2 separate regions of the Homo sapiens genome follow, and region 2 is linked to region 1. The links are chromatin contacts, found by Hi-C in ENCODE. All regions are on one chromosome and are shown on one strand. Each heading gives the region's core, a stretch centred on a gene start or an enhancer-like site at or near the end of the contact. The rest is flanking DNA. Distances are from core to core; before and after follow the strand shown.

Region 1 (3,362 bases), core at 863-3,362:
AAAGGCCTCGCACTGTGTGCAAACCAGCACAAGCTGCCTCTCATTTCTCTGGGAGAGATGAGCGGTTCTAACTGTTCCTCCTTCCACCTCCCTGTCAAGACGCCTGGGAAATGCTGCCCAGACTCTGCACTCTCTCGCAGAGCACCTATGTGCACACAGCCTGCCAGGCTTCGGGGGCAATAAATCTGCTATCTTTCCTTCTGCATCCATGTGGGTAGCTTTGAGCTGATTTCTCCAGCACACCAAGACATACATCACATAGGGTCCCCCATGGCCCCACTTTCGTGTCCTGGCCGAAAATCACAGAGTACCCTGATCCCTCTGTGCCCCAACCACAGGTTTTCCCCACCAGGCTTCAACCCAATCCAGGGCCTTTAACATTTCCAGGCATGGAAGAAAGTATCTAGGTTTACTACAAAGAAAACGGCCTTGGCCCTGAGCCAAATTCCTGAAACCTTCCTATAAACTCCATAACCCACACCCCTTCCAAGAGACATACCTAGGGAGGACATCCCTTTTCCCTTACTGCCCGTCTCGAGGACTACCGCAGCCCACTCTATATGAAAGTTCCCCTAACAAAACCTCTAGGCAGGGCCTGGCGCAGTGGCTCACACCTGTAATCCCAGCACTTAGGGAGGCCAAGGCAGAAGGATTGCTTGAGCCCAAACGTTCAACACCGGCTTGGGCAACACAGAGACCCTGTCTCTACAAAAAAAAAAAAAAAAAACAAAAACAAAAAAACAAAACTAAGCTGGGCATAGTGGCTCATGCCTGTAGTCCCAGCTACTTGGGAGGCTGAAGCAGAATTAAAGAATTCATCAAGCCCAGGAGGTGGAAGCTGCAGTAAGCTGTGATGGTGCCACTGCATACTGTCTCAAAAAAAAAAAAAAAAAAAAAAAAAAAAAAAAAAACTGCTCTGGGCTTACCATGCATTTAGCACTTCTTTCTTTGGTATCCCAACTGGTCCCACCTGAGGATAGTGTGGGGAACTCCCTTGCCGCCACTTTTGGGGTAACTCCAGTTGCAAGTTTGGCAAAACACTCCTCATGTCACTACTCCGATGTCCTCCCACTTCAGCCCTGCTCATGTGTACACAGCCCCAAATCCCTACCCACACTCCCACCACACCTTCATTTCACACCCTCCCTCATTCCCCACCATCTTCTCCAGACACCCGTCATCCCCTGGGGCCCCTTGCCATGCCCTCCAGGTCCCCTGTGGGCCCCATTCGCCCATCTAGGTTACCCTGCCCCCTCCAGCCCTCCCACCATTTTCCTCCAGGTCCCCACCATCCTCTCTAGATCCCATGTCCCCTCCAGGTGCCACTGATCCCTCCAGGAACCCACTGTCCCCATCCCTTCCAAGTGCTACCGTCCCCTCCAAATCCCCACTGTCCCCTCCAGGTCCTCAATGTCCCCATCTCCTCCAAGTGCCACCGTCCTCTCCAGGTCCCCACCGTCCTCTCCAGGTCCCCACTGTACCCATCCCCTCCAGATCCCACCGTCCTCTCCAGGTCCCCACTGTCCCCATCCCCTCCAGGTCCCACCGTCCCCTCCAGATCCCGTCTCCATCCCCTCCAAGTGCCACCGTCCTCTCCAGGTCCCCACCATCTCCTCCAGGACCCTACCATCTCCGCTAGATCCCACCATCCCAGGGCCCCCCAGCTCTCCCTCTGGGTCCCACCGTTCTCTCCGGGTCCCATCATCCCTGGGCGCCCCCGCACCGCCGCACTCCCGCCCCCAGAACCGCCTCTGTCCCCGCCCCTCTCCCAGCGCAGCCCGCATACCCCCCACCCCCCGGGGATGCGGGAAGGAGGGCTCGGGCTGTGTCAGCCACAGCGCGCGGACTGAGCCGAGGGCGGACGCTACGGCTTGGCTTGGGCCGGGCGCCCAACAGACCAACACCGTCGCTCACCTGAGGGACGCCAGACGAGTCCCAGAGCCGACCGCGGCGCCTCGGCCGCTCGGCGCCTGCGCAGTGAAGACCGCGGCGAGCCGCGCGCATGCGTGCAGGCCCGGAGCCCCAGGCGCTGGCGGGGCAGAAACGCGGCGCCCTGCGTCTTCTGGTTCCGAGGCTGGTCCTCACCGTTTCCGCTCCGGCGGAAGTGAGGAGGAGGGTCCTTCGACCCGTGCTGAGCTGGATGGACCGCGAGACGCGCGCCCTCGCCGACAGCCACTTCCGAGGCCTGGGGGTCGATGTCCCCGGCGTCGGCCAGGCTCCGGGCCGGGTAGCCTTCGTCTCGGAGCCGGGCGCCTTCTCCTACGCCGACTTTGTGCGGGGCTTCTTGCTGCCCAACCTGCCCTGCGTGTTTTCCAGCGCCTTCACGCAGGGCTGGGGCAGCCGGCGGCGCTGGGTGACGCCCGCGGGGAGGCCCGACTTCGACCACCTGCTACGGACCTACGGTGGGGCGGCGGCCGCAGACCCCGGGCGGGGAGGAAAGGCCGGCGGGACCCAGGCCCGGGAGGCCCCCGCCTAGAGAGGGGCACCAGGGAGGGTGAGGGAGGCCAGGCGCGTGGCCCCTGGAGAGTTCCTCTGCAGACGGTTTGGAGTGAGGACGGGGCCCAGGGAGATGGCATGGACCGTGCCTTTCATTTCAGGAGACGTGGTTGTACCAGTTGCAAACTGTGGGGTCCAGGAATACAACTCGAACCCCAAAGAGCACATGACTCTCAGAGACTACATCACCTACTGGAAAGAGTACATACAGGCGGGCTACTCCTCTCCCAGGGGCTGTCTCTACCTCAAAGACTGGCACTTGTGCAGGTAATGGGGCTTGGGACGCACCGAGGCGCTGCCTTCCCTAGCGCTGCGTGAACCCAGAGGCCTTTCTGATGAAGGTGGCCCCTGGGTGCACAACGGAGCTATTTTTCCCCGTGAGGCACTTTAATCAGTTTAAAAGAAACTGGATTGTCTTCCGCATGGCTGCAAGTGTTGTTCTTTGGGAGGTCAATATGGTTTTTTTTCCTTTTTTTTTGAGAGAGATCTCCTCAGCCTCCCTAGTACCTGGGATTACAGGAAGGCGTCTCCACTCCCGGCTTTTTTTTTTTTTTTTTTTTTTTTTAAAGAGACTAGGTTTCACCATGTTGCCCAGGCTGGTCTTGAACTCCTGAGCTCAGGTGATGCATCCACCTCAGCATCTCAAAGCACTGGGATTATAGGCATGATCAGTACTTTCTAATAAGCAGAACCATTGTAGTCAGACTGCCCCGCCCCCTCCCCCGCCAGCAGCGTCTGGCTCAGAGGAGGGTCTGGGGCTCTTTGGGGGCTGCAGCCATCTGGAAGCTCCACTGGAGCCGATTGGTCTCAGTTGCCCCACTCGTGCTGCCCTAGTCTCCTCGTGCCTCACGTGCTGTCGGTGGTGC
Region 2 (3,362 bases), core at 329-2,828, 810 kb after region 1:
TTCCAAAGTCGCTTCCACATTTTTGGGTATCTTTACAGCAGCACCCCACTACTGGTACCAATTTACCATATTAGTCTGTTCTCATGCTGCTACTAAAGACATACCCGAGACTGGGTAATTTATAAAGGAAAGAGGTTTAATTGATTCACAGCTCCACACGGCGTGGGAGGCCTCACAATCATGGCAGAAGGAGAATGAGGAGCAAAGTCATGTCTTACACAGTGGCAGGCAAGAGAGTTTGTGCAGAGGAACTCCCGTTTATAAAACCATCAGCTCTCATGAGACTTATTCACTGTCACAAGAACAGCATGGAAAAGACCCTCTCCATGATTCAATTACCTCCCACCAGTTCCCTCCCATGACACGTGGGATGGGAGCTACAACTCAAGATGAGATTTGGGTGGGGACACAACCAAACCATATCATGCCCCCGATATAAGTCAATCCCAATCCACTTGACAAGATGATAGGTTTTTGAATCTCAGCCAGTCAGCACATGGCACGCCCTCAATGACTGGTCCTGGGGTGGTCCAATCAGAAGGAAGCTCAGGACTTCTATGCAACGGCTGTAGGAAACAATAGCTCCTCTCTCCTTAGACGAGTTGTTGTTGGCTGAGTTGCTGTTCACAGACATCTTGCAACTGTGAATAAGCCAGCCCGAAAAGGAATCTGGCCACAACAGGGCAAGGCAGACAGAATTAGAAATGGAACTGGAGCCCTGATTAAAGCTTATTAGAAGGCTGCCCTAACACTTAACTTTTCAGCCATGTGAACTAATATGTCCTCTTCATGGCTTCTTTAAATACAAGCAAAGGCATCCTAACCAGTGCATTGGGAGTCCAGCATTATGGTCAGCATTGTGGGTTCATACATTGCACATGCACACGTGTGAACACACTTGTACACACACACACACACGACCTGAATCTTACTAGAGAGGGGAAAAACACAGACCTCCAATTCCTGGGATAGTTGCAACATTGACTTTACAAAATTGCACACTGTAAGGCTTTTGGTAACGATTACCAATGCATGAAACTAATGTCTTTGGATCATTTTTCATTGATTTCTGTATTAAAAATGATTTTGTAAGTTTAACCTGAATTCTTAAGAAAATCTCAAACTCTGGCAAGTGGCAATTAATTATAAAAAGTTTTTTCTTTAAAAAACTAATATATTGTCACCTCTTTATTAGTATTTAAAGTAATAAAACCCATTTTTATCTTAATGTGAAGTTTGTATTTTCAACATTGTCCTTAGAAGGTGAAATGAGGTTCTAATAACTGGAATACGATATTGACTTTTCTTGACTGGTTCCATGCCTTGACCTTATTTACAACTTTGTTTCAAAATTTTCCAACCTGTTTGTTTACTTGCTGCTTTGGCAAGCCTGAGTTTTTTCTCTAGAGGCCTAGCTCCTTATAAGCTTGGACTAAGTCTTGTGCCTCTTTCATAACCCATGTCCTCCCCATGCCATGCTGAGTGCAAGAGCTTACCAAGAGCTGGTGTACAGCCCATGGAAATTTCCATAGCAGCTGCTCAGCCCCAGTACCCCCTCCCCATCTGGGACCTGGCCTGCAAGTCCTACCAGCCCAAGGACACTGGGCCTGGCTCTGGGTCAGGCTCTAGGTCTATTTATGCCTTTTTATCTCAGGCTTTGTGCTTTGGCACTCTGCACTCAGGAAACCTCCTCCTGTCCTCACCAGTCAACACACAAACACACGTCCTTATCTGGACAAGAGGAGAACAGTGGGTCAGATCCACAAACTCTTTCTCCATGGCTGCCCAGATGTCCCCAGTGTCTCACCACCTTTCGTTTATTCTTCTGGTTAGAGGAGTAAGTCTTTTATGGGAACAAAGATTCAGGCCTTCTGCCATCAGACAAAATATCTTTATGACCACTGACGAACTTACTAATGAACATATTTCTCAAATGCTTCCCCTTGTTTGGAAAAAGCTATCTCCAAGGTGGTAGGAACCTCACTCCCCCAAAATGTTCCCCTGAGCTCAGCTCTTTGACAGAACCAGTCTCTGATAAACCCAACAGCCCCTGCAGGAGCTGCGGAGGGAAGAGCTGAGCCCTTGAGGGCCCAGGAGCACCTGGTACCTGAGGAGAGGGGGTGAGGAGCTACCCTGCTCACTGCACTCTCTTCCCAGGCAAGGACTGAGGACACAAGGAATAGGAGCCAGATAACCTGAGAACAGAGCAAAACATCCCTGAGGCACACTGTGTAATCTCTCTGGCCTCAGTGTTTTAAGGGGCCAAATTCCTGACCTATCTACTTAATTCCTTATTTTATTTTATGATAGTAGTAGCAGTAGTATTTTACTGGCCGTGTTTATTATGTAATTTGGATGTCAGCGGGAGCTTCCCTAGATAAGACTGGATGAAACTTCTATTCTCCACCCTTTGGAAGTCTAAATTCCTCCTCAAAAGTCTGGCCAGTTCTCAGGAGGGAGGCCAGGGCAGAAGGCGGGCAGAGACTCACATTTACAGTCATCGCTGGTTCTCAGCCTCTGCAAGTGGAGAATTCAGCTTGTGGGCTGTCTCACCATCTGTGTGCTGTCCCTGTCCAGCCTGGCACCAACCCCTCAGGGGAGTGGAGGAGATCTACTCAACAACTTCAAATGAAATATTGGACACCAGTGTTCTCAAAAGCTCTTGAGCCATCCGGTCCCATTAGGATTTTAGGCTAGCTCCCCTTACAGAGTGATCCAGCTGGCTCCTCATCTTCCCATCTCTCCTCTTTACCCCTTCCCTTTTATATTGCTTCCAGAACTCCAAATCCTTCCCCATTTATTCTGTAGAGTCATCTATTTCTCTACCATTCCTTCTGCCAAACTCAGCCATTCAAACCCACCAAGTTGCAGAGAAGGATGTTCCATTCGGCAAGATCTACCTTCATTACGTACCAGACAACTGTGGTTATGAATGGTTTTTTCTCAATTGTATTAAAATCTGAAATACAATTTCTGCCAAATTCTTGCCAAAATGACAATTCCATTTCTCAGAAAGCAGAGAAAATGATAAAGAGAAGCACCATTTTGGATCTAATTATGTACCGCTAGGGGAACCTGTTGGTCAGATGAGAGTGAGAGAAAGCTCCCTGTCATCCAGGAGCCTGGGACAGCTGGACTCTGTACCAAGAGTTAGGAAGAAGAATCCCAAGGTATTTGGAGAAAAATTACGCATGCTTGATCCCATGATCCAAGACAAAGGAAAGATAGCTCAAGCAGAAGCAACGAGGTTATAATTGCAAATGAGCCCAGAGTGGGCAAAGAGAAAACAGGTCCACAATCCAACACAACTGTCGGGGAGTGAGTGGTTCAGCAGGTGCTCCTCCTCCGCACTACTGCTCCAC

Evidence for each region. A loop is a pair of places that touch in the nucleus more often than their neighbours do. Pooled maps may share reads with other maps.
Region 2: a loop to region 1 is called in a map with no recorded cell type, with 3 times the contacts of the local background. The contact joins the enhancer-like site here to the promoter of JMJD4 in region 1. A Hi-C loop is called at or near these places in 2 of 37 single-sample maps with no recorded cell type and 2 of 50 pooled maps.

Annotation. Positions count from the first base shown.
Region 1 is chr1:227,734,052-227,737,413 of GRCh38, reverse strand. It overlaps JMJD4 (jumonji domain containing 4), which reads left to right and starts at 2,112. Exons shown (of 6, transcript NM_023007.3): 1 at 2,112-2,402; 2 at 2,598-2,763. The coding sequence starts at 2,141. It overlaps SNAP47 (synaptosome associated protein 47), which reads right to left and starts at 1,979. Exons shown (of 5, transcript NM_053052.4): 1 at 1,915-1,979. RefSeq lists silencers at 1,641-1,930, 2,391-2,590.
Region 2 is chr1:226,918,952-226,922,313 of GRCh38, reverse strand. It overlaps LOC107985354 (a long non-coding RNA gene), which reads right to left. Exons shown (of 3, transcript XR_001738506.2): 3 at 116-3,362. Among named protein-coding and RNA genes, the nearest start is that of COQ8A, 20 kb to the left of the region's middle. Within about 2 kb of position 1,578, at least 9 of the 41 ENCODE cell types and tissues checked have a DNase peak (open chromatin) inside an H3K27ac peak, as active enhancers do.